Regions from separate parts of the Homo sapiens genome. Here regions 1 and 2 are each linked to region 3. Evidence: read pairs that join two places in POLR2A ChIA-PET (ENCODE). Cell type or tissue: Panc1. All regions are shown on one strand. Links, peaks and the distances in the headings refer to the core of each region. The heading gives the core; the rest is flanking DNA. Region 1 overlaps MSH3 (mutS homolog 3). Region 2 overlaps CKMT2-AS1 (CKMT2 antisense RNA 1). Region 3 holds the start of ACOT12 (acyl-CoA thioesterase 12).

Region 1 (5,000 bases), core at 1-5,000, 680 kb before region 3:
TCACGTGAGATCGCGCCACTGCACTCCAGCCTGGGCGACAGAGTGAAACTCCGTCTCAAAAAAAGAAAAAAAGAGTTTTTAACAACTTTTGTTAATTTTTCTTATGTTTAATAATAATTATAGATAAGCTTTTCTTTACCTTTGGTTTTCTCATATTTGAGGACTGCAATTTAAATGATCTTCAGGAACTTCTTTTCTTCTTGTATTTTGTGAAATGAAATGCTTTTAAAGGCATTTCAGGCATCAGAGGTAGATGAGGTGGTATTTTGGGCAGTGGCAGTTGTTTCTGAAATCACACATTAGTAGCTTTTCCTATCCTTTATCTTCTGTTCCCCTGGAGTGAAAAAGGTGCTGTTGGAGGCAAAATTTGTGGCTACTGAAAATATTCCTTAATGCTGGTAGCTTCTTGACTTCGTGCCTTTCTTACCCAATTACATCTATTCTAAAGCTGTCCCACTTCTTTTCCTTTGAGCACATGACTACTGCTATCTATCTCCTATTCTTAACCAGCATTAATTACACTGTGTATTAGATACTGTTTTAAAGGCTTTATGTTTGTTGACCGACTTAATCCTCATAAACACCCTTGTGAGGTTGCTGCTGTTATTTTATTACGGGTTTTATAGATGAGGAGACTGAGGCTCAGAGATGTTAAGTAGCTTGTCTAGGTTATACAATTACTAAGTGGCAAAACTGGAAGTTGATACAGACTTCCTGGCTCTAAAGCACACTATGTCATACAGCCTCTCAGGAAAAACACAGAAGGGAGCAGCTATTCCCTTCCTTCACCTTTACTTTTGACTGCAAAAGGGGTAATATTTTATAGCACAATTAAAATTATTTTGGTTAATATTTTATGAAATTTCTTTCCCTTATAATGCATATTACAGTCTGAATTTCTCTCTGGTGGTAAAGTTTCTGACAAAGCATCTGTGCTTAAAACAAAGCAGCTTTATTTATGAAGGTATTTCTTTACAAACCACAGCCCTGGTATCCAGCAGAAAGCATGGGTTGTCTTTACATGTGGTTATTCTTCTGGGAAAGCATCTTAGAGGAGGTGAGCCTTGACCTGCTTGTTAACTGAGAATATGTGCACAGGTCTGGGGTATAGTATGTGTAGATTCGTGGTAAAAAGACTTGGGATTGTGAGGGGCTGAAAGATTACGAAAGGATAGGGGTTTTAAAATATTATTACTAAGGAGTTCTGTCCTTAGAAAAGATTTCTAGGATCAAGAACCAAGAGCTGGACGATGATGACAACAGGCAGAAATGAGTGGCTTCTCTCAGCCCTTGACTTCTCTGCCATTCCCTCCCCCTTCGAGTGTTCCCCTTTCCTTTGGTTTCCAAGTTGCACGCTGATCCTCTTAGTGTTTTTAACCTCATTGCAGACAGAAGTACTTTCCCATCAGGTTTGCCAAGACAGACTAGAATTTTTTTGTTAGAATTTTACCTTTAAAAACAAAACCAAAACCAACCATTACAAAAGAAGCAAAGGTATAATCAAAAGTGTAGAAAAAACTAGAAAAAAAGTTTTAGAACAACACGAGTTTACCTAGTATAGACTTTCTGCCTTATGGTAATACCTCCTGTCTCTCTTAGCCTTTTGAACAGCCCAGCTCTCATTGTGCTAGCCTTGAGTCTGAGGCCCCATGGAGTTCCCATAGTGGGGAAATTCTCAATCCTCCCTTGCTCCCAAACAGGCCTCTCCTTTGCGGATAGGTCCTGGTGTGTTTCTTCACCTCAGGCCTCTTTAAGCCTGAAGAAGCGTGGGCCCTACATCTGCTTTTAGTTTTCAGTCCCTTGTGGTAAGTTGGCTAAGGCCCTTTCGCCTCTGTTGGTAAGGAGGGGTTTTTTGGGCCTCCAGAACCTCCCACAGGTGCTGTGTCTTCCTGTTGGCTCATTCCGAGGAGGACTCACCAGCTGACTGTCAAACTGGGTCTTCCTCACCTTGGTTCACTGTTGGCCATGTGGACTTCAGTAGGGGCTGCCATCCTTCTAAGAAGCTATGCGATTGTGTCTATTTCCTTCTCTGGACAGCAGGAGACCCCTTTTTGAAGACAGCACATTTTCTTTTTTTCTTCTTTTTTTTCTTTTTTTTGACATGGTGTCTCATTCTGTTGCCCAGGCTGGAGTACAATGGTGTCATCTCGGCTCACTGCAACCTCCGCCTCCTGGGTTCAAGCGATTCTCCTGCCTTAGCCCCCTGAGTGGCTGGGACTACAGGCCTGCACCACCATACCCAGCTATTTTTGTATTTTTAGTAGAGACAGGGTTTCACCATGTGGGCCAGGCTCGTGTTGAACTCCTGACCTCAAGTGATCCACCTGTCTCGGCCTCCCACAGTGCTGGGATTACAGGTGTGAGCCACCACGCCCGGCCAGCACTACACTTTCTAATGAGTTTTTATTGAAAAAAATTTTAGTTGAAAATGAAGCTGTTGGCTCGTAAGTGAAAAGCTTGAAGGCAGGCTGGAATCAGGCATGGCTGGAATTGGGCATGGCTGGTTGTAGGGGCTCTGCTCTTTCCTCTCCTCCTGTGATGGCTGCCTCCTGGTGTTCCACAAGGTGGCAGGATGCTCCAGTGCTCTGTCCTGACTCCCAGCCTCCAGGGTTCTAGTCCAGGGAAGAGGACCAGCATCTCCTTCTGGGAGCTCCTGTATAAATCCTGTAATCCATTTTTTCTCTTCTTTCTCTTTTCTAATATGCCATTTTATTTTTTAATAAGTTGTATATTTTAGTTCAAAAAATGGAAAGTATTTTAAAAAGATTATGAGGTAAAGAGTTTCTTCCATCCTGTCCCTTTTACTATTATAAAAACACCCTTCATTGTCCTGTTTTAATGGTTTTTATTCGAATTTTATTTTTCCTGGTAATAAGATTTGATCTCATACTTTCTTTTTATTTGTATTCACCTAATATATACCTCTAGGCAGTTGTTGTTTTTCAGCCATCTTTTTAATTTGTAACCTTTCTGAATTACTTTGTTTTGGATTGCACTCCTATTTGTAGCATAGAATTTTGGGGTTTTTTTCCCCTCTGTGATCCAATCTGAATTTAATTTTCTTTTAATAGGTGAATTTAGCCCTTTAATATGTCAGATATATTTGATATTAGTTTATACTATTTTGTGTTATATTTTCTATTTTTATATCTTTTAAATAATCTTTCACGATGTGATCTGTTTTCTTTGCATCTTTTTTTTTTGTTGGTTTTGTCCTGGTGGTTGGTTTTAGAATTATAATTTCAAATAATGCCCTTAGTCTTCTAAGAAAGTGGTGGTTGTTCCCTACTGTGAGCACTGATAAAATTAATGAGTTTCATAGTAATTCTAATATGGAGATATTAAAGCCAGGTTACCTTGTCTGTCCTACTCAGTCAAGAACCCTGTTTCATTCTGTCTTCAGAGGAGAGAATGAATTACTCGGCTTGGAACTCATCAGTGCTATTATTACCAATGAGTTCACTGTCAGAGGGGGCCTTGTAAGTTTTCCCAGAGGATACTGTCCACCTTTAACAAGGCTCTTTTTGTCTATGAGTTTCTAAAGTCGGTATAGATCATGCAATTGGTAAGCTGACATTTGTTTGTTCACAGTTGAACATTAGTTCAGAGTCTCTGTTGGTGGTCTGTTATTTGATGCCAGAGAGTCACCAGTTTTATTTCCAAGCAGACATTAAAAGATATTATTGGTTCTGAAGTTCCCTTGTTTTAATGTGGGCTCAACACTTGCTGAGAGAGCATTTAGTTTTTCAAAAGCAATATGGTAGGCAACAGAGAGGCATGTTACATGTGAAAAGGATTTCTTTTTTTTAAAATTAGAAGCTTTAATTTAACCGTCTAGCTTGGCATGCCCTGTGTAATGACTGAGAGACCGAGATGACTGTCTTGTTGTGAGTCCCACCAACAAGGACAGAAGGGAGGTTGCCACCTTGGGAGGAGCACATCTTCTGTTCATGCTCCTCTCCATTCAGGAGGCTTCAGCCCCACAGCACAAATAGCCTCTGTAGCGGTCAAGGGAATGTGGTTTTATAATTTTTTAGATCTGGGTCAATTATATAATCATAGATAACTTAATTTTTTTGATGCAGTGGTATTTACTGTCCACCTCTAATAAAGCAGGTGAATCATAGACTACCATTGGATACATGTCTTTGGAGCAGATTTCCATCCATTTTTACTCCAGTCCTATGGTGGCTACCGGTATTGTTCTTGTCGCCTGCTATTCTTAAGTCTGCAGTTTGCCTGTGACTCACCCCAGGAAACCTGTTGAAAATGCTCGCTCTCCTCTAACTTCCTGCTGAATTCAGATTTAGCACCTTTCGGGTGGGAATCTGTACTTCTTTGCAGGTGACTCTGATGCCGGTGTCCCACAGACTACAGTTTGAGGAAATCAAGACTGACAGTTCTGCAAGGTTTATTACCCTTTAATTTTTCAAAAAATACCTTCAGCAACAGAGAGGCATGTTACATATGAAAAGGTTAAAGTAGAAATTTTCCTAAAATCTATGTGACAGAATTCTGGTAGGATGCTAGGCATGTGTGCAGAATTTCAAATAGACTTTTTTTTTTTTTTTTTTTTTTTGAGATGGAGTCTCACTCTGTCACCCAGGCTAGAGTGTGGTGGTGCAATCTTGGCTCACTGTAACCTCCGCCTCCCGGGTTCAAGCGATTCTCCTGCCTCAGCCTCCCGAGTAGCTAGGATTATAGGTGCCCACCATCACACTCGGCTCATTTTTGTATTTTTAGTAGAGACAGGGTTTCACCATGTTGGCCAGGTAGGTCTGGAACTCCTGACCTCAGGTGATCCGCCCTCCTGAGCCTCCCAAAGTGCTGAGATTACAGGTATGAGCCACCACGTCTGGCCCAAATAGACTTTTGTTTCAGAGATACAGTGATTTGAATTTATCATAACGTTCTTTAATTAAGAAATCCAGGAAAATAGAGATAGGAGATTTTATAACTTTAACCAGTTTGAAAAAATATTTATGTGAAGATGGTTTAAT
Region 2 (10,856 bases), core at 2,592-7,591, 100 kb before region 3:
CGGGTGTGGTGGCAGATGCTTGTAATCCCAGCTACTCGGGAGGCTGAGGCATGAGAATCACTTGAACCCAGGAGGCAGAGGTTGCAGTGAGCCGAGATCGCACCACTGCACTCCAGCCTGGACAACAAGAGTGAAACTTCATGTTAAAAAAAAAAAAAAAAGAGCGAGATCGTAACTGATGAATAAACCTTCAGCACCATCAGAGAAAGCTCTATTCACCCTAGGGGTTAGACTGTTTGACCATGTTCAACCAATCACTTATCTGAGTGCTGTGAAAACACCCACACCAGAAATGAAGGATTAAAGAGGTATACCATAATTAATCATGTATTCATTCTGCAAACATAATCTATATCTGAAAATGAGTAAACCTAGTTTGAGGTATGTAATTATGAAACTGTAAAAGCAGGATTTAAGAAGAGTTTTTTAATAGCTTCATGAAACTTACGAGTTATAGTGGAAATCCAATGAACTGATATTATCATTTACTTTTTACTATATACATCAGATTCCCTATTCTCCAAAAGTGTATTTGACTCATAAGCTGTATCTATTTTCAACCTGAATGCCAAATTTTGGCATCATCACAAAATCTTTGTTTGCATAAAACTTATTTTTGGCATAAAAGCAATTATGAAAATAGAAAACTCTTTTAAATAATGTAGATGAGGCCAAAAAGGAAGACACTGGGCTCTTGTAAAAACTGTACTGCTGAAGACACGTGCAAACATGCATGAAACAGATGTAAATATAGACACAATTTGTGAACACTGCAGACAGGGCCTGAATTACTTGGAACTCATCAGGACTGATGAGGCACTAACTGCATTCAGGTGCACTTCAATCAGAACTAGATTATACCATTAAAATTAACGAGCCATAAGAAGACTTTAATGAATAAAAGAGGACTGGTATTAAAATCTTTTACACATTTTACTCATTTGGCAACAATGTGGTTAACAGTGCAGTCACATCTCTTTGTGGTAGACAGGCAAAAAATTTAATTATTCAAGTTTTTTTTTTTTTTAAGATGGAGTCTCGCTCTGTCGCCCAGGCTGGAGTGCAGTGGCACGATCTCAGCTCACTGCAACCTCTGCCTCCCATGTTCAAGCAGTTCTCTTGCCTCAGCCTCCCGAGTAGCTGGGATTACAAGGGCCTGCCACCACGCCTGGCTAATTTTTGTATTTTTGGTAGAGACGGGGTTTCACCATGTTGGCCAGGCTGGTCTCAAACTCCTAACCTCAAGTGATCCGCCCACCTCAGCCTCCCAAACTGCTGGGATTACAAGCGTGAGCCACCGCGCCCAGCCTTAAGATGTTTTTTAAGTAACACACTCTCTGGCACATCGCTTCGATATTCACTTAAATGGCCTATTGGAGGCCGAGGAGGGCGGATCACGAGGTCAGGAGATTGCGACCATCCTGGCTAACATGGTGAAACCCCGTCTCTACAAAAAAAATACAAAAAAAATTAGCTGGGCGTGGTGGCGGGCGCCCGTAGTCCCAGCTACTCCGGAGGCTGAGGCAGGGGAATGGCGTGAACCCAGGAGGCGGAGCTTGCAGTGAGCAGAGATCGAGCCACTGCTTTCCAGCCTGGGCGACTGAGGGAGACTCTGTCTCAAAAAAAAAAAAAAAAAAAAAAAAGAGATCAACTTATCTGTATCTGTCTTTTGCCATCCTGTTATTTCTTAAAATAGAAACAAAACATCTTTCTCTGATCCCAAATTTTCTCATTATACTGCTGAGATGTTGTTTTTTCCCTCTTTTAAGTTGTTAGTGCTTTTCTAAGCCAATAAGGCCCCAATTAAAAAAAAAAAAACTCTTTTCTAGGAATATATTCCCCATTCCATGACAGGGATGGAAAGTCCAACCATCTTCAAATAGGGCTACTATAACATTCTGCAATATATAAAGTTGGCAAGGAAAGATGAATATTTGTCAGGTATCAATGTGTACTTTATTATTAGCCCAGCAAGTAATAGAAATATTAGACAATCTCAGGAAGATAACATGGCCATATCTCTCAGCACAGGGAAGGAAACAGACATTTAAAATTCTGGATCCACAAAACCTCACATATCAATATTAATCTTGAATGTAAATGATCTAAATGCCCCCACTTAAAAGGCGCAGAGTGGCAAGTTGGATTAGAAAAGCAAGACCTATCCATCTGCTGTCTTCAAGAGACCAATCTCACACATAAGGACACCCACAGACTCAGTAAAAGGTTGGAAAAAGATCTATCATGCAATGGAAAACAAAAGAGCAGGGGTCGCTATTTTTATATCAGCTAAAACAGACTAAACCAATAACAGCAAAAAAAAAAAAAAGGACAAAGAAGGGCATTATATAATGATAAAGGGTTCAATTCAACAAGAAGATGTAACTATCCTAAATATATATATGCACACAACACTGGGGCAACAAGATTCATAAAACAAGTACTTCTACATCTACAAAAAGACTTAAGACAGCCACCCAGTAATAGTGGAAGACTCCAACACCACACTGACAACATTAGAAAGATCATCAAGGTAGAAAACTAACAAAGAAACTCTAAACTGACATTTGACATTTGACCAACTGGATCTAATAGACATCTATAAAATACTTCCACCTATCAACCACAGAATATACATTCTTATTTTATGTTCTGGGGTACATATGCAGGATGTGCAGGTTTGTTACCTAGGTAAATGTGTGCCATGGTGGTTTGCTGCACCTGTCAACCCATCACCTAAGTATTAAGCTCAGCATGCATTAGCTATTTTTCCTGATGCTCTCCCTCCCCTAGCCCCTGACCCTGCCTACAGGCCCCAGTGTGTGCTGTTCCCCTCCCTGTGTCCATGTGTTCTCATTGTTCAACTCTCACTTATAAGTGAGAATATGCAGTATTTGGTTTTGTGTTCCTGCTTTAGTTTGCCACAAGACACATTCTTATATGCACATGGGAACATACTCCAAGATCAACCACATCCTGGGCATAAACCAAGTCTTAATAAACTAAAAAAAAAATCAAAATCATACCAACCATACTCTCAAAGTATAGTGGGATAAAAACAGAAATAAATGCCAAGAAGATCGCTCAAAACCACACAATTACATGGAAATTAAACAACTTAGTCCCAGAGGACTTTTGGGTAAACAAGAAAATTAAGGCAGAAATCAAAAAATTCTTTGAAAGAAATGAAAATAGACAACATACCAAAATATCTAAGATACAGCAAAAACTGTACTTGAAATGTTAGAAAAATCTCAAATTAATGACCTAACATCAGACAGAGGAACTAGAAAAATAAGAACCCCAAAGCTAGCAGAAGAAAAGAAATTTTAGTTATTTCAGAGCAGAACCAAACAAAATTCAGACCCAAAAGTCCATACAAAGAATCAACAAAACCAAAAATTGGTTTTCTGAAGGATAAAAAAGATCACAGACCACTACCTAGATTAACAAAGAAAAAAGAGAGATGATCCAAATAAGCACAGTTAGATATGACAAAGGTGGCCAGGCATGGTGGCTCATGCCTGTAATCCTAGCACTTTAGGAGGACAAGGTGGGTGGATCACTTGAGCCCAGGAGTTCAAGACCACCTGGGTAACATGATGAAACCCTGTCTCTACAAAAGTTAGCTGGGCATGGTGGCATGCACCTGTAGTCCCAGCTACTTGGGAGGCTGAAGTGGGAGGATTACCTGAGCCTAGGGAGGTCAAGACCTCAGTGAGCCAATGATCATGGCACTGCATTCCAGCCTGGGCAAAAGGGTAAGACCCTGTCTCTAAATAAATGACAAAGGTGATATTACCACCAATCCCACAGAAATACAAAAGATACTGAGAGACTATTATGAACACCTCTATGCACACAAACTAGAAAATCAAGAGGAAATGGACACATTCCTGGAAACACACAATCTCCTAAGATTGGATCAGGGAGAAACTGAAATCCTGAATAGACCGGTATCAAGTTCTGAAATTGAAACCAGTGATAAAAAAAATCTATAAGCCAATAAAAGCCCCAGACCAGATGGATCCACAGCAGAATTCTAACAGACATACAAAGAAGAGCTGGTACCAATTCTACTGAAACTATTAAAAAAAAAATCAGGGAAGAACTCCTTCCTAAATTATTCTATGAAGCCAGCATCACCCTGACACCAAAACCTGGCAAAGACACAACAAAAGAAAAAGAAAACTATATGTCAATATCCCTGATGAACACAGATGCAAAGATCCTGAACAAAAATACTAGCAAACTGAATACAACAGCACATCAAAAAGTTAATTTACTACGATCAAGTAGGCTTCATTCCCAGAAAGCACAGTTAGCTCAACATGTGCAAATCAATAAATGTGATTCAGCACATAAACAGAAGTAAAACAAAAACAATATAATCATCTCGAAAGACACACAAAAAAGCTTTTGATAAAATCTAATATCCCTTCATGATAAAAATCCTCAAGAAACTATGCATCAAGGTGTTGTGGCTCCTTCACTCCCATAGTTCAGTGAGTTCCAAGTTCTTGTCCCATGACCAAGAGGAATGAGGTTCACGGACACCAGAGGGTAAGTAAGGCATAGATTTTTATTAAGTGACAGGAAAAGCTCTCAGCAGCAACAGGTGACCTGAAAGTGGGTTGATGCCTATGGGCTTGTCCCCAGAGGTTTCTGTCCCCTCTTTCCAGGGGCGTTTTTCTCATTTGCATCTTGCACAACCCTCTATGTCCTGGTTGCTTCCTGGTCCCACTTCTTTCTGCACAGGTGTGTTCTTCTCCAAAGCTACTCCATCTTAGTTATTACCCATAAACATCACAGAAAAGCCCACATGGCAGGGGGGTGAAACTACCATGCAGATGTCATGTTAATGACTTATATATAATGAGCTGGGTCAAGTTAAGGATGTTACGTTTATTTACTGCACCTGTGCCTAAGTTGGGACACTCCCTTCTTGGGCAAACATCCTGGTATAAGAGGAAGCTCTTCACCACACTTCCACCTGCTTGCTACATAACACGGGCAGTGCAGTTGTGGTCCCATAAGTGTTGTTCTTCTCCAAAGACCTTCCCTAACTGCCTAGCCAGCCCCTAACTGCTCCTCTCTCAAAAGGAACATATTCCAAATAATAAGAGCCATCTATGACAAACCCACAGCTAACATCATACTGAACAAGCAAAAACTGGAGAAGTTCCCTTGAGAACTGGAATAAGACAAGAATGCCTTCTCTTACCACTCATATTCACCATAGTACTAGAAGTGCTAGCCAGAGCAATCAGGCAAGAGAAAGAAATAAAAGGCATCCAAATAGGCAAAGAAGAAGTGAAACTATCTGTCTTCATGGATGATATGATTCTATACCTTAAAAACCCTAAAGCTGGCTGGGTGTGGTGGCTCATGCCTGTAATCCCAGCACTTTGGGAGGCCAAGGCGGGAGGATCATGAGCTCAGGAGTTCAAGACCAGCCTGACCAACATGGTGAAACCTGGTCTCCACTAAAAATACAAAAAAAAATTAGCCAGGCGTGGTGGCCCGTGCCTGTAATCCCAGCTACTCAGGAGGCTGAGGCAGGAGAATCACTTGAAGCCGGGAGATGGAGGTTGCACTGAGCCAAGATTGCGCCATTGCACTCCAGTCTGGGTGACAGAGCGAGACTCCATCCAAAAACAAAAAAAAACAAAAAAACAAAAAACAAAAAACAAAGCTGTCATCAAAAACCTCCTAGAACTGATAAACAACTTCAGTAAAGTTTGAGGATACAAAATCAATCTATAAAAACAGTAGCATTTCTATATTCCAATAACATTCAAGTTGAAAGCCAACTCGAGAATGCAATCCCACGTACAACACATACACACACACACACAGAGAGAGAGAGAGACAGAGAGAGAGAGAGAAGTACCTAAGAACATATCTAACCAAGGAGGTGAAAGGCCACTACAAGGAGAACTACAAACACAGATGATACAAACAGATGGAAAAACATTCCATGCTCAGATTGGAAGAATCAATATCATTAAAGTAGCCATACTGCCCAAAGCAATCTACAGATTCAATGCTATTCTTACCAAATTACCAATGTCATTTTTCACAGAACTAGAAAAAAGCTATTCTGAAATTTACATGGAACCAAAAAAGAGCAGGAACAGCCAAAACAATCCTAAGCAAAGGGAACAAAGTTGGAGGTATCATGTTACCTGACTTGAAACTATCCTAATAAGTTACAGTAATCCAAACAGCATGGAACTGGTACAAAAAGAGACAGAGACCAATGGGAATAGAATAGAAAAACCAGATATAAAGCTGCACAACCATCTTATATTCAAGAAAATCAACAACAACAAAAAAGCAATGGGGAAAGGACTCCCTATTCAATAGTGTTGGGATGGCTAGCTAGCAACATGTGGAAGAATGAAACTGGATCATACCTTTCAAAAATTAACAATAGATAGATTAAAGATTTAAATGTAAGACCTCAAACTATAAGAATTATAGAAGAAAATCTAGGAAACACCATTCTGGACACTGGCCTTGGAAAAGAATATATGCTAAGTTCTCGAAAACAACTGTAACAAAAACAAAAATTGGTTTAAGTGGGACGATCTAATTAAACTAAAGAGCTTCTGCACAGCAAAAGAAACTATCAACACAGTAAACAGACAACCTACAGAATGGGAGAAAATATTCACAAACTATGCATCCAACAAAGGTCTAATATCCAGAATCTATAAAGAATGTAAACAATTGAACAAGCACAAAACCCCTTTAAAAAAACAGGCAAAAGACATGAACAGGCACTTCTCAAAAGAAGATATACACGTGGCCAACACATATGAAGAAATACTCATCATCACTATCAGCAGAGAAATGCAAATTAAAACCACAATGAGATACCATCTCCCACCAGTCAGAACGGTGATTAAAAAGTCAAAAAACAACAGGCTGGGCACGGTGGCTCATGCCTGTAATCCCAGTACTTTGAGAGGCTGAGGTGGGTGGATCACGAGGTCAAGAGATTGAGACCATCATGGCCAACACGGTGAAACCCTGTCTCTACCAAAAACACAAAAATTAGCCGGGTATGGTGGCGCATGCCTATAGTCCCAGCTACTCAAGAGGCTGAGGCAGGAGAATCACTTGAACCCAGGAGGGGGAGGTTGCAGTGAGCCAAGATCGTGCCACTGCACTCCAGCCTGGCGACCGAGTGAGACTCCGTCTCAAAAAAAAGACCAAAAAAAAAAAAGTCAAAAACAACAGATGCTAGTGAGGCTGCAGAGAAAAGGGAATGTTAATACACTGTTGGTGTGAATGTAAATTAGACCAGCCACTGTGGAAAGCAATTTGGAGATTTCTCAAAGAACTGAGAACTACCACTTGATCCAGCAGTCCTGGGTCTCAAAGGAATGTAAATCGTTCTGTTATAAAGACACATGCACTCATATGTTCACTGCAGCACTATTCACAATAGCAAAGGCACAGAATCAACCTAGGTGCCCATGAATGGTGGACTGGATAAAGTAAATATGTACATATACACCATGGAATACTATGCAGCCATAAAAAGAAATCATGTCCTTTGCAGCAACATGGATGAAGCTAGAGGCCATTATGTTAAGTGACTTAACACAGGAACAGAAAACCAAATACCATATGTTCTTGCTTATAAGTAGGAGCTGAACACTGGGTATTCATGGACATAAAGATGGCAACAACAGTCACTGGGGACTGCTAGAGGGAGGAGAACAAGGGTTGAAAAACTATTAGGTATTATGTTCAGTACTTGGGTGATGGGATCAATCATAACCCAAGCCTCAGCATCATGCAATATACCCATGTAACAAACATGCACATTCTTAAGAATGCTGTGTTTCACAAATTGCACATTCTAAATTCAAATTGTTTGCAGATTTTGTGATAAGGGAAAGTATACATAGTTAACACCTTGATTCTTACATTTAAGAGTAACTTAAGTAGTAAATAAAGGAGAAAGATGTAAAACTGAGCTTCAAGAGAATCAAGTAAATACTACTCATAAAATGGTTAAACACAAGTTTTTAAAAAATTTTTTTTATATTGTGGTAAACATACGTAACAAAATTTACTACTAGTCATTTTAAGTGTACAGTTCTGTGGCATTAAGCATATCCACAATGCTGCATAACCATCACTACCATTCTAAATTTCAGTTTTAAAAACCAACATCCAATACAGGAAAAGTGGCAACACATGTAGATTGAATACTGTACCTTAGGATTAGGTCTTAAAAGTCCTTCTTAGTATTTAAAAGAAGAATTTTTAAAAATTTTATATATATATAATATATATAAAATAGATATATCATATATGATATCTCTCTATATCATTAGATACGTCTATATATGTCTATATATCATATATAATAGATATATCTATTATATATCTATCATATGATATATATCATATATCATATGATAGATATATCTATTACATATTATAGATATATCTATTATATATCTATATCTATTATATATTATATTTAATAGATATATCTACATATAATATATATTATATATTATATAATAGATATATCTACATATATTATATATTATATATAATAGATATATCTACATATTATATATAATAGATATATCTACATATAATATATATTATATATAATAGATATATCTACATATTATATATTATACATTATATATAATAGATATATATCTATTATATATTAGATATATATTATATATCTAATATATATTTAATTATGTATAGTATATATAAGATAATAGATATATCTATAATATATAGTATATATCTTATATATACTATATATAATAGATTAATATATCTATATTATTATATATAATATTGGTTATATATAATAGATATATAATTATATGTATCTATTATATATATATATCTCTATCTGGTTTGCTGTACTTCTCCAAGACATACTGTTTAGAGATCTAAAAGCCACATACACTCAGTGTAGCTAATCTTCCTCTCTGAAAACTTGCTGGTGACTTCCATATAAAGCTTCCCTGGGCAAAACTACACAAGTGCCTTCCTTCATTTGCTCCTTGAGGAATTTAAAATCTGTTTTTTTTTTTTTGAGACAAAGTTTCATTCTTGTCACCCAGGCTAGAGTGCAATGGAGCGATCTCAGCTCACTGCAACCTCTGCCTCCGAGATTCAAGCGATTCTCCTGCCTCAGCCTCCTGAGTAGCTGGGATTACAGGTGCCTGCCTCCACGCTTGGCTTTTTTTTTTTTTTTTTTTTTTGTATTTTTACTAGAGACGAGGTTTCATCATGTTGTCCAGGCTGGTCTCGAACTCCTGACCTCAGGTGATCCGCCTGCCTCGTCCTCCCAAAGTGCTGGGATTAAAGAAGTGAGCCACCGCGCCTGGCCCTGTTTGTCTTCTTTACCAGATTCCTCTGGGGGTATGAACTGTGTCCAATTCATCTTCATAGAGCTCACCATTAGACTCTCACATCTTCCGGAATATATGTAAATGTGACTTTCTACATCTTCTTGGTCCATAAATGTTTCTTAAATATTTGTGGGACCTCTTTTCCTATGATCATTTATTTGCTATGCCATAGTTTTGGGCAGGTTATGTTTTTCCTCGTATGTGGTCCTCTTAAATTAGTTCATCTGAAATCATTAATTACTGTACTGTTTTTACCCAGACTTACTGGTAGATTATTTTATATAGTAGTTACTAAATCAGTACGAAATATTTTTGCCACTTGGTTATGTTCACTTTGACCTTTTATGAAGTACTAGCATAAATTTTTATCTCTTTTTTGTGTATATGTCAGCGTGTGTCAGTCTTATCTGCAAAAGCATTTCAGCTTATTGGAGAGGATTTTAGATCGAGTACATGTATTTATTTTTTACTGACTCCTCCTCCTCACCTCCCTGATCCCTCTCTCCAGTTGTCTGCAACACATTCTACTGTGAAGTTTTTCTTAAAACTTCCCAGGAAGAAATATTTTATCTGTAATCTCTATATCACCATAATTCCCTCACTAATTATAACATCAGCTTATTAGTGGTTTAGCAATCTGTCTTACTCTCACAGGCTCTTGGCTGCTTAAGGGCAGGGACCTCTCTGTCATTTGTATATATTTAGCACTTAAGGTACTGGCAAATAGTAGACATCAAAAAGTGCTTTTTCCTCACCTATCCTATTTTACAGAATTCCATTTGTAACTGCAAGACCTCTCATTGTTCCTTGGAATGGACAGTCTAAGGCCCGTATCTGGTATGATTTCCTCAGACATAAGGAGGAGGAAGTACGCATTTCAGAGAATAAAGGAGAGCTTGCAAATCTTGCCACTTGTTTGTAATTTAGGTTTAAGTATTCATTTGAAGCACTTAACATCCTAACCACCGAAACACATGATTAGGAACTCAAATTTGAGAAATACAACAAGATGGTAAGATGAGTCAGAAGGATACATCATTTTTGTGATTAGTGTTCCAACACTATTCTTTATCACGTTTAAGCAAAGAAGATGAAAGAGATTCAAGCTTTTTCAGAGGGTAACACAAACTTTATATTATTCCTATTCCTTATTGCCTAGGAACCTCAAGTAACTTCCACTAATAGGTTTCTCTTGCTCCACACTTCCAATAGATTTTCTTTCACTTCTGAAATAAAGCAGTATTGCTTGTAATTTTGTTACTGAGAAAACCAACAATGCAAATGAAAGCATGTTAGTTAACAAAATTCAGTCACTAGCATTGTGTTCTATGGCAATCACTTAACTTCTCTGAAACTTAATTTATTGATCTGTAAAACAAGAAGATAGGGTTTTAAGAGGTATGTATTTCTATGAGTCTATAATTAGAAATTCTCATGTGCTGTGTC
Region 3 (10,856 bases), core at 3,383-8,382:
TATGTAGCACTATACTAGATTTCTTAAGGGATCAAAAAGTAATAAAATCATGACAGTTACTTTTTATTAAGCATTTATTATTGATCAGGCACTGGACTAGTCATTTAAGCATGTCGATTACATGAAGTTGGTACTATTATTAGCTCCCTTTTATAAATAAGAAAATTTAGGCTTAGAAAGATTAAATGCATTGTTCTAAATAGTGATTTTGACTATAGAAGCAATAGGAACTTTCAGGAAAGAGTAGGTTAGACAAACCAGAGAACACTCCCAGAGAAGGACGTGGCTAAATATGGGTTTCAGGAGCTCAATAATCATGATTTATACCATTGATTTTCAAGGGTCATTAAACTAAAAGGAAAAAAAATATGGGGACCACCATAGGGTCCTGGCTTCACATGTCATTACATGCGTGCTGTGTTTTTAAACGAGTGTCAATTAGATGACATGAACTCACAGGACTGGCTTGTTCTGGTTCTTGATTTTGATTGCCCTTCATACCAGCAGAAGTGGAAAACCCTAAAGCTGTTTCTGATTTCCTGGGAGAACAAAGAGAAGCTAAGTGATTGTAAGTAGGTACGAAATGATGACTGATAAAAATAGTGGTAACCTTCCTTCATTTCTTCCTTCCTTCAGCAGATATTGATTGAACACTTGTTTTATTTTATATAAGGCAGCCTCTGCGTAAGGTGCTGGCAATGGGAAACAGCCAGGACCCCTGCTCTCATGGAGTCTAGTGGATGAGCTAGAGGTTAATTAAATGGATATTGATATGGTTTGGCTGTGTCCCCACCCAAACCTCATCTTGAGTTGTAGCTCCCATAATTCCCACATGTTGTGGGAAGGAACCGGTGGGAGATAATTGAATCATGGGGGCAGGTCTTTCCTGTGCTATTCTCATAATAGTGAATAAGCCTCACGAGATGTGATGGTTTTATAAGGGGAAACCCCTTGTGCTTGGTTCTCATTTTCTCTCCTGCCACCGCCATATAAGAAGTGCCTTCCACCTTCCACCATGATTGTGAGGCTTCCCCACCCACATGGAACTGTGAGTCCGTTAAATCTCTTTTTCTTTATAAATTACCCAGTCTCAGATATGTCTTTATCAGCAGCATGAAAATGGACTAATACAGATACATAATGACAAAATGGACTAAGTGCTCTGAAGAAAACAGGGATTTTATGACAGTCAGTAACTGAGATAATACACTAGGTGGGGTATCCAGGAAGGCTGGAGGGCAGAGGAGGGGAAGGCCTGCTGAGCAGAGGGAACAGTGACTACAAAGGTCCTGGTGACTGCAATGCAGAGAGTAGGAGGGAGAGTGGGTGAGATGAGGCTGGAGTGAAGGCTGAGGACAGGCTATGCACAGGGCCTTGAAGCTCTTGGTTCAAAGTTTTTGTAATTATTATTCTTCAAGATATTGTTGCACTGCCTTCTGGTCTCCACTGTTTCTGATGAGGTCAGTGGTAATTCTAATTGTTGTTCTCCTATATACGGTGTTTCAGTCTGGCTGCATTCAAGATTTTCTCTTCATCATAGTTTGACTATGATATGCCTGGATGTATTCTTTGTATTAGTTTTTCTTTCTTTCTTTTTTTAAATTGGAGACAGAGTCTCACTCTGTCATCCAGGCTGGAGTGTGGTGGCACAATCTTGGCTCACTGCAACCTCCGCCTCCTGGGTTCAAGAGATTCTCCTGCTCAGCCTCCTGAGTAGCTGGGAATACAGGCGTGCGCCACCATGCCCAGCTAATTTTTGTATTTTTAGTAAAGATGGGATTTCACCATGTTGGCCAGGCTGGTCTTGAACTTCTGACCTCAGGTGATTTGCCTGCCTCAGCCTCCCAAAGTACTGGGATTACAGGTGTGAGCCACCAGGCCCAGCCTGTATTAGTTTTTCTTGATGTTCTATGACCTTGAATCTGTAATTGTATGTCTTTCACCATATTTGGAACTCTAATTATGTTTATGTTTTATTTTTCCACAAATCTCTGACACTTTATTTTATTTATGTATTTTTTTTTTTTTTTTTGAGACAGGGTCTTGCTCTGTTACCCAGGCTGGAGTACAGTGGTGCAATCATGGCTCACTGCAGCCTCGACCTCCCAGGCTCAAGTCATCCTCACACCTCAGCCTCCTGAGTAGCTGGGACTACAGGTACATGCTACCATGCCTGGCTAATTTTAACATTTTCTTTTTTTGGTAGAGACAGGATCTCTCTATGTTGCCCAGGCTGGTCTCAAGTTCCTGGGCTCAAACCATCCTCCTACCTGAGCCTCCCAAAGTGCTAGGATTATAGGCATGAGCCATTGTACCTGGCCACACTTTATTTTTAAAATTCATTTTTTTCTGTTCTTAGATTGGATAATTTATATTGATGTATTTTTGCATTTACTAACTCTTTTCTCAGCCATGTCCATTCTGCTGTTAAGCCTAGCCATTGAGTTTGTTATTTTAGACACTGTATTTTTCAGTTCTGGAATTACCATTTGGCTTTTAAAAAATAGTTTCTATTACTCTGCAGAAATGTACTGTCTTTTCAATCTTTTTCTTCTTTTTCTTTTTCTTTTGAGATGGAGTCTCATTCTCAAATGAGACTCCAGCACTGGCTGGAGTGCAGTGGTACAATCTCGGCTCACTGCAATCTCCACCTCCCAGATTCAAGTGATTCTCCTGCCTCAGCCTCCTGTGTAGCTGGGATTAAAAGCACCTGCCACAACACCCGGCTAATTTTTGTATTTTTAGTAGACAGGGTTTCATCATGTTGACCAGGCTGGTCTTGAACTCCTGACCTCAAGTGATCCACCTGCCTCAGCCTCCCAAAGTGCTGGGATTACAGCAATCTTTATTATCATATTTTTAATTATATTATTGAGCACAGTTATACTAGCTGCTTTAAAATCCTTGAAGCTTAATTCCAGCATCAGGGTTGTCTAGGGATGAATCTCCATTGATCATCTTTTCTCTTAAGAATAAATCATGTTTCCCTCTGTATTTCAAGTAATTTTGGATAATATCCTAGCCATTGTGAGTGATCCATTGTAGAAACTGTGTTTCTCTGAAAAGTGTTGGTTTTGTTTTTGGTTTTGTTTTTTAAAGCAAGCAGTTAACCTGACCAAACCAAAACTATAATCTGTCTACCTAGAGATGGGCACAACTATTTTCAGTTCTTTTGGCCTCAACCAGGAGGTTTGGAGTCTGTCCTATGTATACATGATTCAAGATTTGCCAGATATCTGGGAAAAGATTATAGATAGATTTTAGGGCTCTGTCTCTCTGGCTCTTTCCTTTCTGGAACTTTCCCTTTTGTATTTCATTCAGTAGCTGTGCTTTTCCCAAACCCTGTCTTTGGGCTCTTCAAACCAGCAAGCCTGTGGGTTTTCCATCAGAACTATAGCTGGGAGCAGACTGGCATTTTCTTTCAGGCTTCAAGTCATTTATAAAACAAACACAGAAAAAGCCAACACCACTTTGTTCTTTCATGTGTTAACTTTCAAGTGTTATAAGCCTACTTTTGTTCACTTTTCACCTGCCTTAAGTCTCTTTTATTTAGTGTTTTGCCCAGAGTTTATAATTATTATCTGTGGGAGATTTTTTAGTAGGAAGCACTTGAACATCTTAGAAAAATCCTTAAAGCCCTTGGTGAAGAAAAGAAAGGGAAAAATGAACAAAACATATGACATGATCAATCAGATTAGCATCTTCAAAGATTACTTTAGAAGCAGTGTGGAGAGGAGACCAGAACGAATGGAGATGAGTTTGGAAATCACTGCTGAAGTCTGCATGAAACATGATGATAGCTTGGAGTAGATGGTCGCAATGGGGGTGCAGCAAAGTGCTTGGATTTCAGAGACTCCTTTAGGGGGTAACACTGATAGGACTTGCTCCATGCATAGAGTATGTGAAGTGAGAAGTAAGGTGGAGAGAGAAATATCAAGGATGACTCCTAGACTTTTGACTTGCTCAACTAGATGAGTTGGGTGCCACTCCAGAGATAGTAAACCCTGGAAAAGATTCACAAATAAAAAACCGTGTGTGTGAGATGTTCCAAAATAATACATGGACGTGTGAGATAGAGGATTACTCAGATAGCTTCAAGACTTTAGACTTAAGGGACTGGAAAAATAATGGGGCCACTGACAGAAGTAAGGATAGTGAGAATATTTCATCTTTCTTTAAATATTGAGAAGACATTTTGGAATCCAGCAGTGCCTAGGGGTCATAGAAATGCCTTGGGGGCCATGACTGGGATTGCAGTAATGTGGCTAAAGAGATAATGCTGGCCTATAAAAAACTCTGAGAAAATCCCAGAGAAATCAGTTTTATATTACTACACAGATTCAGTTACACCTTGGCTAAATAATGTCCCCTGCTTATGTGGTGCCTCAGGTCACCATAAAGTGTTTAACACAGGCGTTATTCATGTTGCCCAAACCAACTTTATCATACAGGTTTTCTTAATATTAGTAACATTATCAGTTATTAATATTATACTACTAATAGTAATGTAACTATTAAGGTATAGAGTAATTGATTGTCAATTGGATCTTTCCATGGTTTCCAAAGATGTCAGGTCATAGAAATGATGACAATTGCAGGTGGGCCATTGTTTCTCCATCACAAGACAGAGGCACTAAGCAAGGTAACTAAAAGTCACTTCAGTGGTCTCATAATGTATTCAGTTGCCTTGGAAACAGGCATCATTATTATTAGCAACCTCAGTGGTTTATGTATTATTCTTTTTTCCTATGTGTGGATTAATTTTGTATTCATGTTTCCATTGTTAATATAACCAATCTCAAATCCTGTTAAAAAAAAAAAAGGCTTAAACGAATCATTGATTTCTCACAATTGTGGAGGCAGGGAAGTTCCAAATCGAGGTGCTTGCCCATTGTAGGTCCTAGTGAGGGCTCTCTTCCTGGCCTGTGGATGGCTGTCTTCCTGCTGTGGCCTCACATGGCAGAGAGAAGCTCTCCAGTGTCTCTTCTTATAAGGACATTAATTGTATGGGACCAGGATTCCACTCTTATGACCTCATTAGCCTTAATTCTTCACTCCAAATAGAGTCACACCAGGGGTTAGGACTTCAGTGTATAAATTTCGGTGGGTGGTGTGGGGGATATAATTCAGTCCTTAATAAATGTTTTTGCCATTTTTACTGTCATTCTGTCACAAGAACACAGTGGAGTTTTCCAGAGACTACATAAGGGTGTGGTAGCAGCAGGGTGAATGCAGAAGCAGGTATGAGTAGTCAGCAATCCTCCACTAGCCAGACCTTAGAGAGACTCGCCAGGATGTAACCTTTATCACCACTCCTCTCGCTACACTTTTGTTCTTGTGGAAAATAGTTATTTCTTAATTAAAAATGTTATGCTAACAATGTAGTCCATTTCTTTTTTAAAAATAATTAAAAATTTTAAATTTCCATTACGGTAAATGTGATATAAATAGCCTACATAAACAAAAGCTGCCTGGGTGCGGTGGCTCATGCCTGTAATCCCAACACTTTGGGAGGCTGGGGCCTCCCAACACTTCAGGATCACTTGAGTCCAGGCGTTTGAGACCAGCCTGGGCAACATAGTGAGACCCCATCTCTACAAAAGCAAAACAAAACAAAACTCCCAAAGTCAGCTGGGCCTGGTGGCGTGCGTCTGTGGTCCTAGTTACTCTGGAGGCTGAGGTGGGAGGATCGCTTTAGCTCAGGAGGTCGAGGCTGCAGCGACCTCTGATGGCGCCACCGCTCTCCAGCCCGGGAGAGAGCTCAACAACAACAACAACAAACAAACAAACAAAAAACCCCGCAGAAGCTCTCTGGGCTCCTCACTTGTTTAATGGAATGAAGGAGTCCCGAGAGCCACACATTTGGGAACCACCGGTCTCGGCCATGCCCAGCGCGGGCGCACTGTTGCAACACCCCTATCCCTGGCTGCGCAGGGTTCAGCTCTCCGCAAGTACCTTCCTCGCCTTCCTACCCCCCCCAGCCCCCAGCCGCCGCCGCTCCCGCAGCCCCGGTCCCGCGCCTCCCCGCAGCCCCGGCGCCCGCCTACCCGCCAGGCAGGCGGTGGTGTCGATCCACTTGAGCAGCTGCCCCGCGCTCAGCTCGCCGCGCGCAGTGGCGTGCGCCGGCTGGATGGCTTGGCTCATGACCACCTCGCCGGGCGCCGGCCGCTCCATGGCCAGGGCGAGAGCGCTACGCCTGCGGCCCCCGACACCCCACCATGCCCGCTCCGCCCGCCCCGCCCTCCCCGCCCAGCTCCAGAGGGCACTGGCGCCGCCCGCCCGGGCCGCGAACCCCTGGCCGCCAGGTGGTGGGAGCTGCGAGTGAGGGGGCCCGCACTGTCATCCCAGGACTATCGCGAGTGGGGGAAAACCAGCGCTCTCGGGTCTCAGGAGAAGTCTGGGAAGTGCGCGGGGAGGGGGCTCCCGGGTAGACAGGTCTGGAAGGCGGCTCCCCGAGAGCCGGAGCGCGAGGAACAGCTTTTGAGATAAAAAAGCTGTTACACTTTCTAGAGCTGCTATCAGTGACTGTACAAAGCAGTCCTCATTAGGGAAACAGTGTCTCCAGAAAACCTCCAGCATCTAATGGATTGGTGGATGTCTGACTGTCAGGGGAGGCTGCTCCAGGGAGCACATTTACGATGGAGAACTGGAAACCCGGAGAAGTGGAGCAAGCAGCTGAGGTGATAGGAGCCGATAAGCGACCCGATCACCTGGCTGGAACCCAGGGCTCCTGACTGTCCGGAATAGCACGAAGAAGCCTAGCCGACTCTCACGAATTGGTGGTGCCTTTTCATCCTTATATTTTTGGCTTGCCAAGCCTCAGCATGGCGACATCAGAATGGAGATTCTGGTATTTTTCTTTCCTTTTTAAAAGATTTTTTTTAAAATGAAAGTGAAGAAATAAGGAAATGTTGACTTGATAGCTTTTAGGAGCCTCTGTGTATAGGTTTCAGGACAATCCAATCATAAATAGGAATTGCATGTTTTCACTGAGGCAAGCATGAAGTCTGACTTATATAAAAGGCATTAAAATAACTTTTAAAAGCAAACAAAAACTTGTGCATCCAAGATGGTCCCATTATGTAGCTATACACTTATTTCAATGATAACGTTATTACATCGCTTTTGGCACTCCTCCTTGGAAAATGCCTTTTTAATGACTTCTGTATTGAGAAATCATAATTTAGGAATTGATAGATTATCATATATTCACTCCATCTACCAATAACTCTGTGAGAGTCATTTATTGACCTTGGACTTGGCCATGTGGCTTGCTTAAGAATGGAATGTGGAGAGATAGCAGTGTACCACCAGTCTTGCCTTTAGAAGCACCGTGTTTCTGTTCTCAGGAACATCTGACCTCTGCCATGAGGTCAAGTAGCTGCCTATTAGCATCTGGGTACCAGACTGAATTCACGTATTGCAGAGGCATCTCAGCCAGCCGGAGGACTCACAGCCTGAAGCAGAGCAACCCAGCAGACATGAAGACTCTTGAGTGAGACATAACTACTTATTGTTGTGTGCCACTGTGATTTTGGGGGTTGTCTGTTATGCAGCAATAGCTGACAGTTACATGAGTGAACTGTATTAATATTTGGGAAGTTTATTAAATTACTGGAAATAAAGTTTGCATTTAGGCTGGGTTGTATTATTTTGGGTAAAAAGTGGTGACTAAAGTGGTGATATTGAATTATGTGTATGGTTGTATACTTGGTTTCTTATAAACTAAAGAAACTTAGGCCAGGCGCAGTGGCTCATGCCTATAATCCCAGCACTTTGGGAGGCTGAGGTTAGGTAAATTGCTTGAGCTCAGGAGTTCAAGACCAGCCTGAGCAACATGGTGAAACCCTCTCTCTACCAAAAATACAAGAATTAGTTGGGCGTGGTGGTGTGTCCCTGTGGTCCCAGCTACTCAGGAGGCTGAGGCAGGAGGATCACTTGAGCCAAAAAGGCAGAGGTTGCAGTGAGCTTGAGTCTCAAAAAAAAAAAAAAAAAAAAAGAAAAAGAAGAAGAAATTTCAAAAATGTTTACGCATAAGTGTAAGAGGATGGGTTTCCAAAATGATTTTCTTGAAGGGGACAGCATGTGTATATTTGTGTGTTTGTCTAGAGATGTTGCTTTAAAAGCAGACATGGTACACAAATTCACTGCTGTGTTTTCTTATCTTTATTATCTCCTGTTTAGATGTCTTCAGATTATGGTTTCATATCTTTTGTTGGTTTCATACTAATTTTCATTTTACTATTCTTGTGTTTTTCTGAATGGTCCCTTTCTTCCTTTTACAATGAAAATGTCATCTGCATGCATGAACATTTGTTACCTCCATTTCTCTCTGGTGTCAAAGATTTTTACTATTATGCTTGAATAAAAGGTCGAGTTTCATTTGTGTTTAGAGACATTTTTGAAGATAAGCAGAATGTGAAGCCAGCTTGATTTTAAAAGTTTGTACACAGGAGCAGGAAAGCTGATCCAAAAAAGTGTGGGAAGTTCCACAATCACTAGAATAACGAGAAAATCTTTAAAATGCTGGAGTGGGAAGGGGAACTGGACAGTCTAAACTCTTATTCTAGAGATGAGGAAATGAAGTGATTTCCTTGGGTCACATTGTAAGGTAGTGGCTGGGTTTTGTGAAAACTAAGAACAAGGAACCTGGAATATAAGTAGAGAGGTAGAAAAAAAAATGCTTTCTCCAGAAACAGAGCCTCTGACAAGAATTTGAGAGCAGACAGTTTATTTGGGAGGAAATTGCAGAAAGCACTGGTAGGGGCATCAAAGTGTAGTCCCCAGGTAAGCAGCCTCAGCCTCACCTAGGATCCTCTTAGAAATGCAGAATCTCAGGCCGGGAGTGTTGGCTCATGCTTATAATCCCAGCACTTTGGGATGCTGAGGCAGGAGGATCACTTCATCCTAGGAGTTTGAGACCAGCCTGAGTAACATAGAGAGACCTTGTCTCTATAAAAAAAAAAAAAAAATTTAAAAATTAGCCAGGAAAGGTAGCATATGCCTGTGGTCCCAGCTACTTTGGGAGGCTGAGGTGGGAGGATTGCTTGAGCCCAGGAGGTCGAGGCTGCAGTGAGCCATGATTGGGCCACTGCACTTCAGTCTGAGTGACACAGTGAGACCCTGTCTCGAAAAGAAAAGAAAAGAAAAAATTATAAATGCAGAATTTCAGGCTCCAACTCAGACCTACTGAATTAGAGTCTAAATTTTATTAAGATTCCTAGGTGATTCAGGGGCACATTACAGTTTGTGAAGAACAGCCCCAGCCATCCCTCCCACTGGCATGAACCCTGGGGTTTTTATCCTCTGACTGGCATCCTTCATTGACTAAGGGCTGGTCCCAGGAGATGAACTCCCCAGGACTTCTGCAGATTTCAGAGCAAGAGCAAGCTTTCAGCTGGAGCTTTATCTCAGTAGGACAGGAAGACGCTGTCAGCTTGGACTAGGACTCAGAATGGTGAGTGCCGTGGCCATGTGGGCAAGGCAGAGAGCCAAAATCCTTACTGTCCTGAACAGCAGAGGCAGCCGGGAGCCTTTCCATTGTGGGAGATATGTCCCAGACAGAGGGTTTGCTAGTTCAAGTACTTCATACAGAGATGAACTTGATTAGCCATCAAACTCTCTCTCTACATTTGGTATGTTTTAAAAGGTGTCAGGTCAGTGTTTCCAAATTCAAATACAAATTTATAAGGATGTGGTTCAAAGTTTAAACTCAGAGCCCCTAAGCAAAAATTCCAGGATGGGTTTTCTCAGCTTTTGGCCGCCAACTTCTTGACTGGAGGGTCTCCTGTCCTTCTCTGCCCCTGAACCCTGCTCTAGGGATGGCAGTGACTTTGGGGAATGGGTTTTCTGCTTGGACTGTCCCTCTTAGCACCTGGAGCCTCAAGATAACCTTGCTCCTGTTTGTCCCTGCACTTCCGGTGGCCCCTTCTTTCTGTCAAGCATTAGGTGTAGAACCTAACAGCCACCACATTTGTGTGGAGTACAGAGCTTTATTTTGTTTGAACAAAAGCCATGTGTATAGAATCTAATTTTTCTGCTTCCCCAGATTTGTTTGGCCCCACTTTCATCCCAGGCCATTGATTACTGCTCAGTGGAGTCCCTTTGCGGTCACCACCACTGCCTGTGAATATGTTGGAGCACATTGTTTTCAAATACTGCATCCCACTTGCTCATGGTATACAATTCTTTCTATATATTGCAGATTTCCATTTACTAATATTTTAATAAGAATTTCTATGTCTGTATTTTTGGGACATGTTGGTCTGCAGTTTTCTTTCTTTAAAACTGTCTTTGTCTGGTTTTGGTGTCAGGGTTCATAAAATGAATCGGGAAATGTTCCCCCACCATGTATTCTGAAAAAGACTGTATATATTTGGTGTTCTTTACACTTTTGGTAGAATTCTCCAGTGAAACTATCTGGGCCCTGAAGATTTTTTTTGGAAGTTTAAAATTTTTTTTTTTTTTTTTTTTTTTTGAGACGGAGTCTCACAGTGGCGCACAGGCTGGGGTGCAATGGCACGATCTCTGTTCCCTGCAACCTCTGCCTCCCAGGTTCAAGCAATTCTCCTGCCTCAGCCTCCTGAGTAGTTGGGATTACAGGTGTCCGCCACCACACCCAGCTAATTTTTTGTATTTTTAGTAGACGGGGTTTCACTATGTTGCCGGGTGGGTCTCGAATGCCTGACCTCATGATCCTCCCGCCTCAGCCTCCCAAAGTGCTGGGATTACAGGTGTGAGCCACCACACCCGGCCATTAATTCGATTTTTGAAACAGTTACAGGGGTACTCAAATTATTTCGTATGGGGTGAGCTGTGGTAGCTTGTTTTTAAAAGAATTACTCCTTTTTATCTCA

What was found. ChIA-PET counts read pairs that join two places held together with the same protein. Peaks named below come from ENCODE experiments on the same cell type or tissue, not always from the same donor. Only the 100,000 strongest peaks of a DNase experiment are listed, where the experiment ranks them.
Region 1: POLR2A ChIA-PET joins it to region 3 with 9 read pairs; 1 of 35 experiments calls an interaction of 5 or more read pairs at or near these places.
Region 2: POLR2A ChIA-PET joins it to region 3 with 5 read pairs; 5 of 35 experiments call an interaction of 5 or more read pairs at or near these places.

The regions. Positions count from the first base shown.
Region 1 is chr5:80,709,575-80,714,574 of GRCh38, forward strand. All of the region lies in intron 8 of MSH3 (mutS homolog 3), which reads left to right. Among named protein-coding and RNA genes, the nearest start is that of DHFR, 57 kb to the left of the region's middle. In Panc1, for the core only: CTCF peaks have their summits at 2,576 and 2,779; a DNase peak (open chromatin) is centred at 2,557.
Region 2 is chr5:81,287,376-81,298,231 of GRCh38, forward strand. All of the region lies in intron 1 of CKMT2-AS1 (CKMT2 antisense RNA 1), which reads right to left. Among named protein-coding and RNA genes, the nearest start is that of CKMT2-AS1, 8.8 kb to the right of the region's middle. RefSeq lists a silencer at 4,442-4,642. In Panc1, for the core only: no CTCF peak of the experiment used is centred there; no DNase peak of the experiment used is centred there.
Region 3 is chr5:81,387,941-81,398,796 of GRCh38, forward strand. ACOT12 (acyl-CoA thioesterase 12) reads right to left here and starts at 6,194. Exons shown (of 15, transcript NM_130767.3): 1 at 6,048-6,194. The coding sequence starts at 6,174. In Panc1, for the core only: CTCF peaks have their summits at 5,764 (motif pointing left) and 5,964; a DNase peak (open chromatin) is centred at 5,721; H3K4me3 peaks cover 1,685 bases.